Regions from separate parts of the Homo sapiens genome. Here region 1 is linked to region 2. A link is an interaction called in ENCODE POLR2A ChIA-PET data of the cell type or tissue named here. Cell type or tissue: B cell. All regions are shown on one strand. Links, peaks and the distances in the headings refer to the core of each region. The heading gives the core; the rest is flanking DNA.

What was found. ChIA-PET counts read pairs that join two places held together with the same protein. Peaks named below come from ENCODE experiments on the same cell type or tissue, not always from the same donor. Only the 100,000 strongest peaks of a DNase experiment are listed, where the experiment ranks them.
Region 1: POLR2A ChIA-PET joins it to region 2 with 10 read pairs; 15 of 35 experiments call an interaction of 5 or more read pairs at or near these places.

Annotation. Positions count from the first base shown.
Region 1 is chr3:15,080,027-15,088,119 of GRCh38, forward strand. It overlaps RBSN (rabenosyn, RAB effector), which reads right to left. Exons shown (of 14, transcript NM_022340.4): 6 at 5,835-5,935; 7 at 4,974-5,019; 8 at 4,709-4,870; 9 at 2,341-2,582; 10 at 706-776. Among named protein-coding and RNA genes, the nearest start is that of RBSN, 15 kb to the right of the region's middle. In B cell, for the core only: no CTCF peak of the experiment used is centred there; no DNase peak of the experiment used is centred there.
Region 2 is chr3:14,953,307-14,961,399 of GRCh38, forward strand. All of the region lies in intron 1 of NR2C2 (nuclear receptor subfamily 2 group C member 2), which reads left to right. Among named protein-coding and RNA genes, the nearest start is that of FGD5-AS1, 8.9 kb to the left of the region's middle. RefSeq lists an enhancer at 6,085-6,224. In B cell, for the core only: no CTCF peak of the experiment used is centred there; DNase peaks (open chromatin) are centred at 4,905 and 6,275; H3K4me3 peaks cover 749 bases; H3K27ac peaks cover 1,744 bases.

The DNA of each region.
Region 1 (8,093 bases), core at 2,513-6,512, 130 kb after region 2:
GAGGTCAAGAGATCAAGACCATCCTGGCCAACATGGTGAAACCCCGTCTCTACTAAAAATATAAAAAAATTAGCTGAGCGTGGTGGTGCGTGCCTGTAGTCCCAGCTACTTGGGAGGCTGAGGCAGGAGAATTGCTTGAACCTGGGAGGTGGAGGTCACAGTGAGCCGAGATCACGCCACTGCACTCCAGCCTGGCAACAGAGTGAGACTCCGTCTCGGAAAAAAAAAAAAAAAAAGCAGATGTCAGGATACATTTGGCCCACGGGCTGCAGTCTGCCAGCCCCTGCTCTAATGGTCATGCCTGCTTTAAGCCCTGACACCTCAATGTGACACTCAAGTGGCATCTACCCAGACATGAGCATGAGACCCACTGCCCTTCCTCTGCTCTGTCCAGATGCTGCACTCAGCAGCAGTACCTATTGTCTGAGGCCCTTCCCAAACCTGCTCAGTCAGAATAGCCAAGGTCAACTGAATGTGGCTGTCTTTCTACAAGCTCATGTGATGGTAGCCTGTACCCCACTAAAAGACAGACATGAAGATGATTCTCTTCATAATAGCCAAAAGTGGAAAAAAACCAACTTCAGCTGGTCTCAGAAAAAAAGCACGGTTGAAGTTAAGATTTTCATTTTTGGCTACTGGAGAATTGACCTAAAATGCCAGAAAACAGTCACCACTGGATTAGAAAAACATAGATGAATAGCTTACTTTAATGATGCTGCCATCCTGATGTATTCTGGAGCTTTCTGGTCAACTTTCTCCATGCAAAGTCGTAATTTCTAAGAACAAAAACAAAGAGGTAAGTGGTATGCTCAAGATATAGAAACACCTACCCAGAAGCTAGGCTCCATCAATGGAGCTATATTTAAAATGTTCACTTTTCTAACACATTAATTGTTGTTATCAATTTCCTGATTTATAGGCATACTTTCCAAGCAGAAAATTTTGTAGGAAGGAAAGAAAGTGAGAATGGAGCTTCTGATCAGATGTTTCGTTTTGTTTTTTTTTGAGAAGGAATTTTGTTCTGTCACCCAAGGTGGAGTACAATGGCGCGATCTCCACTCACTGCAACCTCTGCCTCCTGGGCTCAAGCGATTCTCATGCCTCGGCGTCCTGAGTAGCTGGAATTACAGGCACGCTGCCACCACGCCCGGCTAATTTTTATATTTTTAGTAGAGACGAGGTTTTGCCATGTTGGCCAGGCTGGTCTCGAACTCCTGGCCTCAAATGATCTGCCTGCCCCGGCCTCCCAAAGTGCCCGGCGAGATGTTTTTGAGAGGAGCAAGGCTTCCAGGGCACAAGCCAAGGTGTCTACCAAGACAAAAAGGAATTAGCTGCTACTTTCTTTCTCTGCCAAGTGATGCCAGGCAACAATGGGAAACCAGCACAAGGCATTGCCAGGGCTTACTTCAAAAGAGGAGGTGGCACAAGCACCGTGGGTATTCACAGAAATGAGATACCAGGTCGTGAACTCCACACAAAGGATGGAGAATGCTACATCTGCAACCCAACATGGGGCTTAATTGACACCATTTCTAGTAGCCTGAGTATTTACATAGGGATTCCAGAAACAGTGCCATTATGACCTGCAGAACTACTAACAATGACTATTCAGTGGTCATTAGGCAAAATTACACTCTTCCTCTGTTCAGAATGTTGCACAAGCTGCTTCCTCTGCCTGGGCTGATCTCTTCCCTGCATCTCTTACTGCCTCCCCACCCAGTCCACCTGGCTAGTCTTCCTCAGCTCACAGGTCTCACCTGGCCATTAAGGGACCAAGCCAGTCTCACTCCCAGATATTCTTTGCACACTATTTCCTCTCAGAGTATGCATCTAGTAGGGGGGCTGTGGGATCACTCAAGTAACGACAGCTGAGGCATTTGGACAAACTTAGAAGGGGACACTCAGTAAACTGGTGAAGCCTGAAAACTTGTAGAACTTTCTAAAACTTGTAAAGTCTAACACTCCCAAGTGAGTTTCCCAGGATTCTTCTGGCCCACTGTTTATGAACATCTCTAGCTTCTGCCCTTCCCACAGAACCTGTCTACACCACATGGCAACTGCCCTTCCTCCTATTGCCTCTGGGCCACCAAAGCTTCCACCCACCTGCTTTCAAGTGGCCAAGGAAGGCCACTTGAAACGAGTTTGTTGCAACACACCCAGGATGACTCTGACTCACACAGGGCCCTAGCTGGGAAATCATAACATGGGCCTTTAACAGGAACTACAAATAATTCAAACGAACAACTTCCCAAAGCATTCTCCAGAATCTGCAGGAGTGTACATAACAAACAGCCAAATCTGCCTAAGAAATTAGACCCAAGACCAGACAGCGCGAATCACCTCGTAGAGCTTCACGATGTCAGGTGTGTGCTCCTTCTCATCAATCTGCTGCTCTCTCTTGAGCAGCGTGTCCTTGCAGTGTGTACAGCAGCGGATCCGGTCATCGTCCTTCTCATCCAGGACCGAGCTGACACTGCTCATGCTGCTGATGCTGCCTCGGCGGGAGCCATGGACACTGTTGGGTGACTGGCTGGGGCTGGTGTGGGTGCTCAGGGACTCCTTGCTGGCACTGGTGAGCTTGTCTGTAACCACAACACCAACAGGCAGCAATGACCCCCACAGCATCCAATTACCATACCCACGACCTCAAGGTGTCAGTCCACAGGTGTTTGATTTGGAGAGTAATAAGATCAGGCTCCAGCTGTGGGCACGTACTGCCCCTCTGCCTTCCTGGTGTCAGACTCTGGTGAGAAAGGACTCCACTGCTGCCCCTCCAAATCCAAACAGCCTTCCCTTTCCACCTGCCACTCTCCTGCATTTGCCCTGTGCCTCCAACACAACAAACATTCTCCCAGGAGACTTTCCTCCACAGCCTTCTCCCTATTCCCAAACATCTGGCTCCTACCCTCTCTGAATGGCAGGTCCTCCAGGAAAGCCTTTTCCAATTCCCTGAGGCAAAAACTATCCATCCTTCCCATCAGTTCCCACCACATTGCCCATTTTGGAGCACTTTCCACTCTTCTCCCTGTGTACAGTTGCATGTACACCCCAGAGCTGCCCTAGGAACCTATGACTCTTTGTGGGTACGAACTGTGTCTTACTCACACTTGTACACTTAACATATCCAGCAGGGCCACCCCACAGCAGCTGCCCAGTAAATGCTGGCTAAAGAGCTCAAGAGAAGAAGGGTGAATAGTGTCCCAAAAAGGCAGCTTATAAAATCTCATGTGAGACAGGGAGTTGGTCTCAGGGAGAAAGTATCAAGGTACAGTGACCTGGTATATGTGAGAGTTGGAAAGAAGAAGCATCTGTTTTTGTCCCCACATTATCCAGACACCCCATGGCCAACAGTGTGCACAGTCAGCAGAACTCTCTAGTGTTGCAAATTTACCCCAAACTTCCCAGAAGCCAATGAGATCATCTTCAGCAACTTCTACTCAGCTTGGTTGCAAAGTCCTGGAGGATCGGGTTCCACCTAAACTTTGTCCTCCACACACCCCCAACTATTCTATTTGCTCATCTATTAACCTACCCTGGGCTTTCCAGAATTCCATGCCTTTGCTCCTACTCTTCACTCTACCTAAAATGTCCTCTTTCTCCATCTCTTTTGCAATCCTACTCATCTTTTAAGGCTCTTCTTGAACATCACCTCCCAGCCCTAAGCATGCATGCTCTCACTGTCCCTGAGCCCACAGCACTCAGCATCTCTCATATTATGATATTAGTCTTTTCTATATGGCAGTGAGTTGTCTGTGACTTATCCCACAGGAAGGGACTAGCCCACTGCTTATATTCAAGACCCTCTTCTCAAAGTCACACTTGCCACTTCCAAGCAGAGCAGACAAAGAGTTGGTCAGCCTCTCCTGAGTTCCTGACAGTCTCTTTCATTGTACATCTCTCTTTAGAAAGCAATTATTTATTTGTGAGTTTATATCCCCTGATAGATGCTAGACTCCTTGGAAGAATGGACAATGCCTTATAGGCTTATAGGCCAGAAATGGGCAAAAAATGACCTGTGAGCCAAGTCCAGCCTCCAGGCTGTTTCTATATGGCTCTCAAACTAAGTATAATTTTCACATTGCTATTTTATTTTATTTATTTATTTTTTTGAGATGGGAGTCTCGCTCGGTCACCCAGGCTGAAGTGCAGTGGCTCAATCTCAGCTCACTGCAGCCTTCACCTCCCAGGTTCAAGCAATTCTCCTGCCTCAGCCTCCTGAGTAGCTAGGACTACAGGCACATGCCACCACGCCAGGCTAATTTTTGTATTTTTATAGAGACAGGGTTTCAACATGTTGGCCACGCTGGTCTCAAACTCCTGACCTCAAGTGATCCGCCTGCCTTGGCCTCTCAAAGTGCTGTGATTACAGGCATGAGCCACTGTGCCCAGTCTAGTGTTCACATTTTTAAAAGGTTGTTTAAAGAAAGAAGAAATGTCACAGCAACCATATGTGGCCCACAAAGCCTAAATGTATTTACTATCTGATCCTTTACAAAGTTTGCCAATCCCTGTTATAGACCACTGTATCCCTGGCCCCTAGCATAGTACCTAGTCTGTAGTGGGTTTCACAGAAACAGCAACTCAATGAATGAAGATTCCCATGAGCCATTAATTTAACAAAAAGGTTCCACGATCCCAGTGGTAATTAGCAAATAAGCTAGGCCCAAAAGAAGATGAGGGTCCAGGGCCCCACCTCCAAGTCACCTACTTGCCAAGGGAAGGCTGATGAGCTCCATACACTTCTTGCACATAATAGACCCGCAGAGGCGGCAGTGGTGGCGGCGGTTCCGGATGCTGAACTTATTCCCACAGTCTGGACAGAAAGGGACATCCTGGTCGTTGACCCAAGGCACCACAGACTTTTCTATTGCTTTGGGAAGAGCAAACCAACAAGAAAGCAGGCCATTTTAAAGAGAGCTTTGGTCAGGGAAAAAAAGATAATAAGATGAATGTGAGCAAAGTTTTAAAGTTACCTCGAATCTTTGCAGACTCAGTATTTGTTCTGTCAAATGCAGTGAGCTGACCGGAAGAAAATAGTGCCAAATGAAATTAACCAGGTGATGTATACATGCTCCACACTTTCCAATACATCAAGTGGGAAATTAGCACATTTGCATTCCTCAAGTCTCATCTGTCATCCCCAACGCCACAAAATCACAAAAACAATTTCACATGGGACAGGGTATTAGTTTTGCATCTAGAACCCACCTCGCTTCCTATAACCCACTTCTAATCTCTTTATTGTCAGTTACCCATTTTAGCAATAACCAGGGGTAGGCAAGGATGGGTAAGGGCAACGACTGAAAGCAACAGAAAACTCTCCATTCTCCACGGTGCTCCTGGACCCTAAAACTGGCCACATATTTCTGCCTTACAAAGTACACATAAAGAACTGTACTTGTGCTTGCTACTATGCCCAGCACACAATCCAGGTTACACACAACAAGCACAACTAGGATGAAAATACACCCGTGAGACCTGGTGACCACTTCTTTGTTTGCCATCACACACTACACCTCACTGGATGATTGTGCCTGGGACACCCAAAAGAAGAATCTGAAGGAAGAAAGGTTTTCCAGCACCTGAGTGGGATTCATAGGTGGGAAAAGGGAAGCTAAGCATGTGGCAAGTTTGTCAACCTGGGCCATTCTCTTAAGGAATGCTGGCCCAGGCTAGAACTGTCCACCATGTCCTTTGCACCTCTCTAGAGAAGGTGTTTCTCTGCCACCATCAGATGTATATGATATATACAACACAGGCTATAGAAATGTGATTATTTTTCCCCAGAAAATGTGTATTTGTAGAAAAAAATGTTTTAAGACAACAAAATTTACCTTCTCTAACCTGATTATTAGTTTATTGACTTCCACAACATAGTGGTCAATTCTAGCAGCTCGGTGTTTTTTGAAGTCGGAAAGATGGCTTCTCACAGCACCTAGAGGGAAGGAAGGTAGGGAGACAAATGACTTATAGTTTCTCTGAGGGAGCCTAGTCTCTACCTTGCCTCTTATCCCAGTGAATTTCAAAAGCAGGTTGGTCAACATAGCGAGACCCCGTCTCTCTCCAAAAAAAAAAAAAAAAAAAAAAATAGTCAGGCATGGGTATGTACGCCTATAATCCCAGCTCCTTGGGAGGCCAAGGCGGGAAGATGGCTTGAGCTCAGGAGCTGGAGGCTTCAGTGAGCTATGATCCCACCACTGTACTCCAGCCTGGGTGACAGAGTGAGACCAACTTCAGAAAGAAAAAAAAATATATTTCAAAAGCAAGTAAAAACTCTAGGATTTTAGAGCCTTACCAAAAATTCAAAAACCAGGAAAGCAAATGGAAGAAAATCTGCTAAATTGTTAACCGCCTTTGGAGGCCACCAAGTACCATATGAGAGACCTGAGAGTAGAGCAGATAAGAGCATGGACTCTGGAGTCAGCCTGTGCTCAAGTTTCAATTCTGCCACACACTGTGTAACCTTGGACACATTACTTAACATCTCTGTAACTCTAAGAGTACTCAACTATCAAATGGAATAATAATGGTATCTACTTCACAGAGTTGTTAACGATGATTAAATAAGTTAAAATTTGTAAAGTCTTAACTGACTCTCATGCCAATGTTAAATAAACAGGGTGGGAACATTATGGGTGATTTAAACATTTTTGAATTATCTTATTGTTTTATACTTTATAAATTTGATACAATATGGTTTTTCCTCAGGATAAGGACAATTCTCAAAATGGCCAAAAAAATGTAAATGCTGGTAGATTCCCTTGTGGGAGATAGTTAAGCTGATACCTTCCTCAGTCCAGCAGCCAAAACCCAGGACAAATGTCTGCAACACAAATAGCTTACTGTCTGAGTAACCTGAAATATCCCCTGCTCAGTCTCACCTGTTCCAGAAACATATTGTCCTCAACCCTCCCGGCACTCAGTGCATGTCCTCTTCCCAATGATCATCTATTCATTTATAGACTATAATGTAACAGAATTTGTCACATGCCATGCTTTTAAAAAATTTTTTAATTGCCAAATAAAAATTGCATATATTCACCGTGTACAACATGATGTTTTGAAATATTTATACACTGGGAAATGGCTAAACAAGCTAATTACCATATGCATTACTTCATATACTTACCACTTTTTGTGGTGACAATACAAAGTCTACTCTCACTGATTTTCAAGAATACGAGATATTTTTATTAACTATAATCAGGCCAGGTGCGGTGGCTCATGCCTGTAATCCCAGCACTTTGGGAGGCTGAGGAGCATGGATCACTTGAGGCCAGGAGTTCAAGACCAGTCTGACCAACATGGTGAAACCCTGTCTCTACTAAAAATACAAAAATTAGCTGGGCATGGTGGTGCACGCCTGTGGTCCCAGCTACTCAGGTGGCTGAGGCACAAGAATTGAACCCAGAGGCAAAGGTTGCAGTGAGCCAAGATCACAGCAGCACACTTGAGCCTGGGTGACAGAGGAAGGCTGTCTCAGAAAAACAAACAAACAAAAAACTATAAATCACCACCTTATACAACAGATCTCTTGACTTATTCCTCCCGGCTGAAATTTTGTATCCTTCGATCAGCATCTCCACATGCTATACTCTTTATTTATTTTTGAGACAGAGTCTCGCTCTGTCGCCCAGACTGGAATGCAGTGGCGAAATCTCCAGGCTCACTGCAATCTCCACCTCCCAGGTTCAAGCAATTCCCATGCCTCAGCCTCCCAAGTAACTTGGATTACACACATGTGCCACCATGCCAGGCTAATTTTTGTATTTTTAGTAGAGACAGGGTCTCACCACATTGGCCAAACTGGTCTCAAATTCCTGGCCTCATGTGATCTACCTGCCTTGGCCTCCCAAAGTGCTGGGTTTACAGGTGAGCCACCGCACCTGGCCACACATGCTATACTCTTAACCATCCACATGTCTTTTCTTCCCTAATCATACTCTAACATCTAATTAAACTTTAATTTAGAATTCTTAGGGGTGACCATAAATATTAACTGCTAAAATTTGCCATTCATTTGACCTACAATTTGTGATTTCAGTTACTGCAACTGGCAACTTAATCAGAAAATCACCCTAGTAATCTCACAT
Region 2 (8,093 bases), core at 2,490-6,489:
TGTTAACATGTAGATGGAGAGGAATTTCATTCCAAGTGCCCAAGTGTAAAAGAATATTTCCCCCCTGTTTGCGTTAGTGAGAGGTGTGAGAAAAGGTCTTGGGGCCTGGAAAATGGGGTGACTGCTGCTGAAAAGTGAAGAGAAATGAGAGGCTGGTAGGGCTAGACTCAAGCCTGAAGGCTTCCTGGTTTTACAGGGAGCTGCTTTATTTACCTTTGTTGTTCATATGTTGATAAAAGCTATGCAGGGGAAAAAGTTTCCTACCTGACTGCCCACCCATGTTCCTTAAAAAGAAAGATTCACGTATGGCCAGGCGTGGTGGCTCACCCCTGTAATCCCAGCACTTTGGGAGGCCAAGGCAGGCGGATCATGAGGTCAGGAGTTCAAGACCAGCCTGGCCAACATAGTGAAACCCCATCTCTACTAACAATACAAAAAATTAGCTGGGCGTGGTGGCAGGCGCCTGTAATCCCAGCTACTCGGGAGGCTGAGGCAGGAGAATCACTTGAACCCGGGAGGTGGAGGCTGCAGTGAACCAAGATCACGCCACTGCACTCCAGCCTGGGCGACAGTGCGAGACTTCATCTCAAAAAAAAAAAAAAAAACAACTGAGGCTGGATGGCTCTTGAGAAGTTACACAATACTAGCGGGCTTCATGCTGCATTTCCCCCAGTGTATTTGTTGTATAGTGAATCTGATTAGGTATTATTTCTAGAACATTTTGGATATGTCATTTGTACCACACTCGTTCTTGTCCCCTGTCCCACCACTATGGTGTCTGTAATGATGCATCTTTTTATTAGGTTGATAAGATGACTAACCCTGGAATTGAAAAATCATTTTTTAATTGATTGCTTTACCAAGACTAAAAGCAGATGTCACAAAGTATATATCAGCTTTTAACTGGAAAGGCTAATAATTAGACTGTGTTGTTGACTTATTTAATATAATACAGATTTTTAAAAATAAAATAAATTTATAATATGTCTTTTCTAAAGAAATAAACAATGTACTTTCTCGAGAATAAAAATTAAAAATAGATAAAAGTAAAACAGTTAATTTTTAAAAATAGTAAAATTTTCAAACGAAGAAAAGAAAGCAGTACATCAAAAGGCATGTGTGAAAATGTTCATAGGAGCACTAATCATAAGGACTCCAAACTAGAAACAATCTAAGTGTTCATCAGCTATAGAATGGAGAAATAAATTGGGCATAGTCGTACATTAGAATACTGTACGACAGTGAAAATGGATTCACTTCTCATGGTTATTACAAAAATAATGTTGGGCAAAAGAAGCCAGACATACCAAAAAGTGTATTATAAACAGTGCAATAATATTATAAAGTAATGCCAGTAGTATAAAAGTCAGGAGAGGGAAGAGAAGTTATTGACTATGGGAAGGGGTGTGAGAGGGACTTTTGGGGGTATTGGTAATGTCTTGTTTTCTGATCTGAGTGGCATTTACATGTGTGTTCTGTGTGTTCAGTTAGTGAAAATTCATCAAACTGTTCATTTACGATTTGTGCCTTTTTTTGTTTTTTGAGATGGAGTCTCCCTCTGCCGCCCAGGCCGGAGTGCAGTGGTACGATCTTGGTTCACTGCAATCTCCGCCTCCCAGGTTCAAAGGATTCTCGTGCCACAGCCTCCCGAGTAGCTGGGACTACAGGCGTGTGCCACCATGCCCAGCTAATTTTTTGTATTTTAGTAGAGACAGGTTTTCACCATGTTGCCCAGGCTGGTCTTGAACTCCTGAGCTCAGGCAGTCCAGCCATCCCGGCCTCCTAAAGTGCTAGGATTACAGGCAGGAGCCACCGAGCCTGGCTGGTTTGTGCCCTTTTGTATCTGCGTGTTGTAGTTAAGTAAAAAGTTTTACTTAGTAAAATTGTTCTCACTATTTTAATTAATGTGATTATTGTGTAGGTTAAGTTTTAAGGGAAGAATGTGTTCAAAGTTCTAAAAGAACTGCCATGGTACTACCTGGGTGGAGCAGCCTCAGAAATTTCTGTTAGCAATACTGAAACATAAGTCACATATTACGACTTAGTGGTTGTGTATATCAGTTATTAAATGATCTAGCTTATTGATGTAAGCAATTTTTGTTCCCTTAGATAATTCTTTCCTGTCACTTTTTTTTTTCATTCTCTCCTTGACTTCCTTTTTTCTGGGAAATTATTTTGAAGGGCACTGTGATCTAGAGGGAATGTTGCGATTTTAGAGTCAAAGAGGCCTCAGTTGGAATCCTAGCTCCATCGCTTAGTAGCTGGATGATTTGAAACGAGTTACAAGTGCTGAGTCTCAGTTTTTTCCATCTTCATTGGTGAGCTAATATTACATACTCAGAAGGTATGCTAAGGATTAAATCATGCCTAGTTTGATTTAAAGCACATTGTGGATGTCAAGAGAATTTATCCTGCTTTCCTTCCATCCATCTACCCTGGCTCTTACTGATAGATATGAAGAAAGTCCACATCACCCTTACACTTGGGCTCTTGGTAGGATAAGAAAAAATCATCCACAGTATGTAGTGACTTTTTTAGGGGAGGTGTCAACACAGAAAATTGTAGAACTGCTCTGATACTATAAATATGTAAGAACTTCATTTATGTGAAAGCCACTTCTCTTCCCTACTAGTCACTCACCCAGCCTTGCTACTTCTACCATATACATATCATTGCTGCACTTTTTTACAGTTGCTTTGAATATGGAAGAAACAACTTTCCTATGGAGGGTCACAATGGAAAGGAAATTACCTGACCCTAAAGCTAAGTAAACTTGGAGTCTAAATAAATAATTGGCTTTCCATTGACAGGAAGTATACCTAAACTTAACCTTAGAGGCATCCCAGTGAGTATCTTTTCTGTTGATGAACATTTGTATTACACTAAACCTGCCACTTGAATTTCATTTTCTACTTTCAAGTCTTGATCTATGATTGCAAGTTTCAAGCTATGTATTTCTTATTTTTTATCCTCTCTCAGGCTATCTAAATCCTTCCATTTTAATTTTCCCATGAATATGAACAGACTTCTAACAATCAGAATAATTAGACTTATACTGAATGCCTTGTACCTATCAAGAGTTCTATGCCCAGTAGTATTTTGCAAGTAGTTATTAGGTATTGGTTTATTTTTAAATATTTGTAAGATTTTGTCCTAATTTAGCCCCATTGTTTTGCCCAGTTGTACAGTTTAACAGGGCGAATTACAAATGCTTTGTGTGGGTGTTTGTTTTTTTATTATTTATTTATTTTTTGAGACAAGAGTTTTACTTTTGTTGCCCAGGCTGGAGTGCAGTGGCTCAATCTCAGCTCACTGCAACCTCTGCCTCCTAGGTTCAAGCCATTCTCCTGCCTCAGCCTCAAACAGCTGGAATTACAGGCATATGCCACCATGCCTGGCTGATTTTGTATTTTTAGTAGAGATAGGGTTTCTCCATGTTGGTCAGGCTGGTCTCGAACTCCTGACCTCAGGTGATCCGCCTGCCTTGGCCTCCCAGAGTGCTGGGATTACAGGCATGAGCCACCGCCCCGGCTGTGTGTGTGTTTACACTACTTCCATGTGTATATAGTTAAATTTCATGTGAGCCTTATGTGAAAATCAGACCTATTCCTAATCATAATACACATTTTACAGTTTGAGTTACTTTCAGATTTCTTTGAGAAAGCAAAAGTGGCACCATCACCTTTCACCAATGATAGCTACCATGTGTTGCATTTCTATGTCCCAAGCACAACGTATACACATTTAAGATCAAATCTTCACTATAACCTCATATGGTCAGTATCTGAGAGATGAGCTTAGTGCCTGAGCCTCAGAACCCAATATAGTTGTTTAGCTAAGGAAATACCAAGACAGTAGATACTTTGCATGTTATATTTATAAGCCATGTAACACATAAATATGGATGATTTGAATCAGTTGATTGTGGAGGGAAAGGCAGCCTCACTCATTCCTATTAATGAAGGCAGCGTCTCCTTGTCCCAGGACTTGTTCATTGTTATCTGAAACTGGAGATTCAGGTGTTTCCAGAGCCCAGCTTTTCACTGCAGTGAAGTCTGTGCCCTACTTCACTAAAGAAACTCTGGTTGCAAGGTTTAGTTAGCTATCACTTTGTGAGCCTGGAAGAGCTAATTCAAAGTCATTGTTCTGTTCTCTGCTTCTTTGTTGTTGGTGGGGTGATATTGATCCACTTGGATTTGAAAGAATTTCTTATAAAACCTGTCACATAAGGCCAACCAAGTATGATTTACTACTATCATTCTATGGTCTGTATTACAATTTTTTATTTTTTTAGAGATAAGGTCTCACGATGTTGCCCAGGCTGGATATGAAATAGTTTTTATATACTGTGCCCTGTTGTCATTTGTGTGCTATCGAGGAAAAACACACTACTTTAAGAATCTGCCTTCATCTCTAGACTTTACTATTGCTACCACTTCCTAACTGGCCTCCCATCTACAGTCTCTGTCTTTTCTATCATTTCCACACTGCAGTCTAAATTTTTTTTTTTAAGATCCAGATTTGAGTGCATCATTTTTCTGCCAAACTCCTGATAATTCTCTGTTGTCTACAGTGTCAGCCTCTCTCCTTCCCTGGTCTCTGTAATAATTCCACACCACATTGCCATTCCTCAAATATGCCACTCTTCCTCATACCTGCCAGTTTTGTATGAGCTGTCCTCTCTGCTTAGAACTCTCTTGTCATCCATCTGTCTTTCCTTGCTACATTTCCATTCTTCCTTCAAGACCTAGTTTAAATAATTCCTCTCCTGTAACGTTTTCATTGGTTCTCACAGGCAGAGAGCAATGTGTCTTCCCCTGGGACACTCATAGCATTTGCTTTGCATAGATACTTCAGTTTCCTTCATAAGTTCATCAAGGACAAGGACTGTTTATTCTCCTCTTTCTCCTCCTTGTTGTTGTTAATTCTCAGCAGTCAGTTCATTGCCTAGTTCATAGCAGTTACTTAATAAGAACTGATGGAGGTGGTTGGACTTGATTAGTAAAATCACCAGAGGAAGATCTTCTGTAGCACTTTTTTTTTTTAACTTAAGGTACTCAGTATTATACTTCTTTTGGCAGCTAATCAGGTTCTTTCCCCTAAACATTATTGTGGGGGTGGGGGGCAATCTTTGAAGGTTAACAAGCTGAATGGGTGAAGTACTAGCCTTTAGGACTCAGGTTTCTGTACCAAGAGCGAGTTTAGTGTTCTGTCCACAGTGGTTGTTAATATAATGCCTTGTGTATAGTAACCACTTAGTGTTAGTTGCTGCTATTAGTGTTATGCTTGGCTCCACCAGCCAAGAAGGTTGTTTTTAAAAGCTTTATTTCTTTTCTATACTTTGTAGTATCAAAACAATAGGATTTTTTTGTTGTTGTTGTTCCAGATTGGTTGGGTGCTGCGGCTAATGCCTGTAATCCCAGCACTTTGGAAGGCTGAGGCAGGCAGATCTCGAGGTCAGGAGATCCAGACCATCCTGGCCAACATGGTGAAACCCCGTCTCTACTAAAAATACAAAAATTAGCTGGGCATGGTGGCGCATGCCTGTAATCCCAGCTACTGGGGAGGCTGAGGCAGGAGAATCGCTTGAACCAGGGAGTCGGAGGTTGCAGTGAGCCGAGATCGTGCCACTGCACTCCAGCCTGGCGACAGAGCAAGACTCCGTCTCAAAAAATATATATATATAAAATTGTGCTAGTGAAGATAGTTTTTCAAACTACATCTAGACACAACCCACTGTTCCTTGGAGCCTCTTATTCTAGTGGGACATCTCCTAATTGATAACCATTTTCTGGTGGTACTTTTTCAAAGATGTATGACCTTCTCACTGTGTGATCTTTCTGTCTCTAGGACCGCCTATGGCTGCGGTAGCAGTGAGAGAAGCTCTCAGGTGAGAGTCTTATACCCTGATGTTACCTTTTTTGTCTGGGTGCATTTTGGTTAAATGTCCACGCTGCCCCACTTCCTTACATTACTTGAAGATTCTGTTTTACTTCTTACATTGTGATATCCTGGAAGAAAAAGCCTTTGTCTTCCTTTTTTATATGAGAATAGGCTATATGGTTTGTGACTTATTTTCAAAAGTAATAGAAAATATTTTTTGAAACTACTTCTCTCCTCCTCTGACTGGATTTAAGTCTTTATTGAAAGCACTTGCTTTAACATAGTTTCTCTTTCAATTTCTCTCTCACTCTTAGTCTCATTTTTTTGTCTCTGCTTGTTTTTCCAGAAGGTGCACATTCCTCCTTGTTCATTTTTAAGCAGCTTCCAAAGCTGCTGTTGATGATGCCTGATGCTGCTTTGAAGGCAGAAAACCAACAGTGAGATCAAGAATTGTAAGAATTCAAGTGTATAAAGAAAGGTTGCTGCTCAATTCAAGTGTATAAAGAGAGGCGTTTAAGATGATCCAGGAAGTTGGTGTGGGAGAACAAGGTGGGGGGCACTTGTCCTATCAGAGAGCAAGACTTACGCTAACACTGCAGTAAAAAGATAGTGGTGGTGACCAAGAGAAAGACACAGAGAACTTAGTGGAATAGAATAGAGAACCTACAGTTATATCCACATATATAGGAAAAACAGATATGGCAGAGATGGCATTTCAGATCAGTGGGGAAAAGGATAGATTTTCCCCATATAGATAATCCATTTTCCAGAACTATTTCTTGAATAGAAAATGGTAAATGGATTATCTACATGGGAAAAAAATTAGTTGGATCCTTACTTCTCATCAGATTCAAGAATCAATTTGCAGATGGATTGAGGAGTTACATATGAGGGGAAAACTGGAACATTTCTAAGAAAATATTTACAGTTACATTCCTGGGATAGGACAGGATTTTCATAAATGAAAGTACAAACTGTAAAAGAAAATAGGGATAAATTTAGCCTTATTAAATTTAAGGACTTCTGTTCATCAAAAGACACCTTAAAGAAAGTAAACAGATGAACCACAGAGTGGGTGAAGATATTTATAACTTATCAACAAAAAATTAATGTCCAGAATACTTAGCTTTTCTAAACTTAAACAGATTTACTGCTGCTTCTCTGTGACTTCATATCTGTAGTCACCTGTTGTTAGATTTATCTTGGGATCCCCAGCCCTACCTGAAGTTGATTGATCCTGCAAATTTAAAGTGAATTATTACAGAAATAATTCTGTACTAGGCCTCTATTAAATCAGATTGTCATCTATAAAATCCACTTTTACTCATAATTTGATGTATCAAGCCACCTCTTTTAGGGAACCCAATAGAAAGATACACCTTTCTAGTACTCTGTTTCTATACTATTCAATAATATTTTCCTAACAATATTCCTGTAATAATTCAAATTCACATATTTCTTACATTGAACTATAGTTAATAACAGAGGAGAAATTCTGTTGACATCTAAAAGTGATAAAAATTATTAGTTGCAGCCACATGTTTAGATTTATTTTTTAATGTACAGTACCTATTGGCTATCCATTTCTTTAAAAATTCTTATTTTCTGTTTTGAGGAAGAATCAGACTCTAGACTTTTACATGCAATACTTGTATTTTTAACAAGTCAGTTGACTTTTCTGGTAGACTTAAAGACGCCTTTTCCTTCCATCTCCATTAGTTGTAACCAAACTATAGCAAGAAAAAAAGACCAAAAGGTATCTTTGTGTTTTTTTCTTGTAGAAACAAGTAAAAGTTAAGTTTTTACCATCTATTAAAACAATAAACTTATCTCCTCAGTTTCAGACCTAATCATATTTTGTGAAAATGAGTAACTGATACTGGTGGTCTCATGTCATTGTAGAAGTTGGTGCAGTATCTGCTGTCACAGAATTTTGACTCCTTGAAGACAGGAGCCAGGTCTTTCATATTTGTCAGTCACAGTTTCATCCTCCTGTTTCTTTCTCTTAGCATTCTGGCAATAAAATATGAATTAGAATTATCATAATAGAGGTGGCTATCTAATAATAAATAGAATGATGTAGAAAGTTACCAGAGAGTTAAAAAGCTTCATAGAGATCAGTGATTATAATACCTTAGATAGGAACTACAGAAAAATATTTTGTAAAATTGTATTGCAAGATAATCCACTTTGTGATTGAGGGAGGGCAG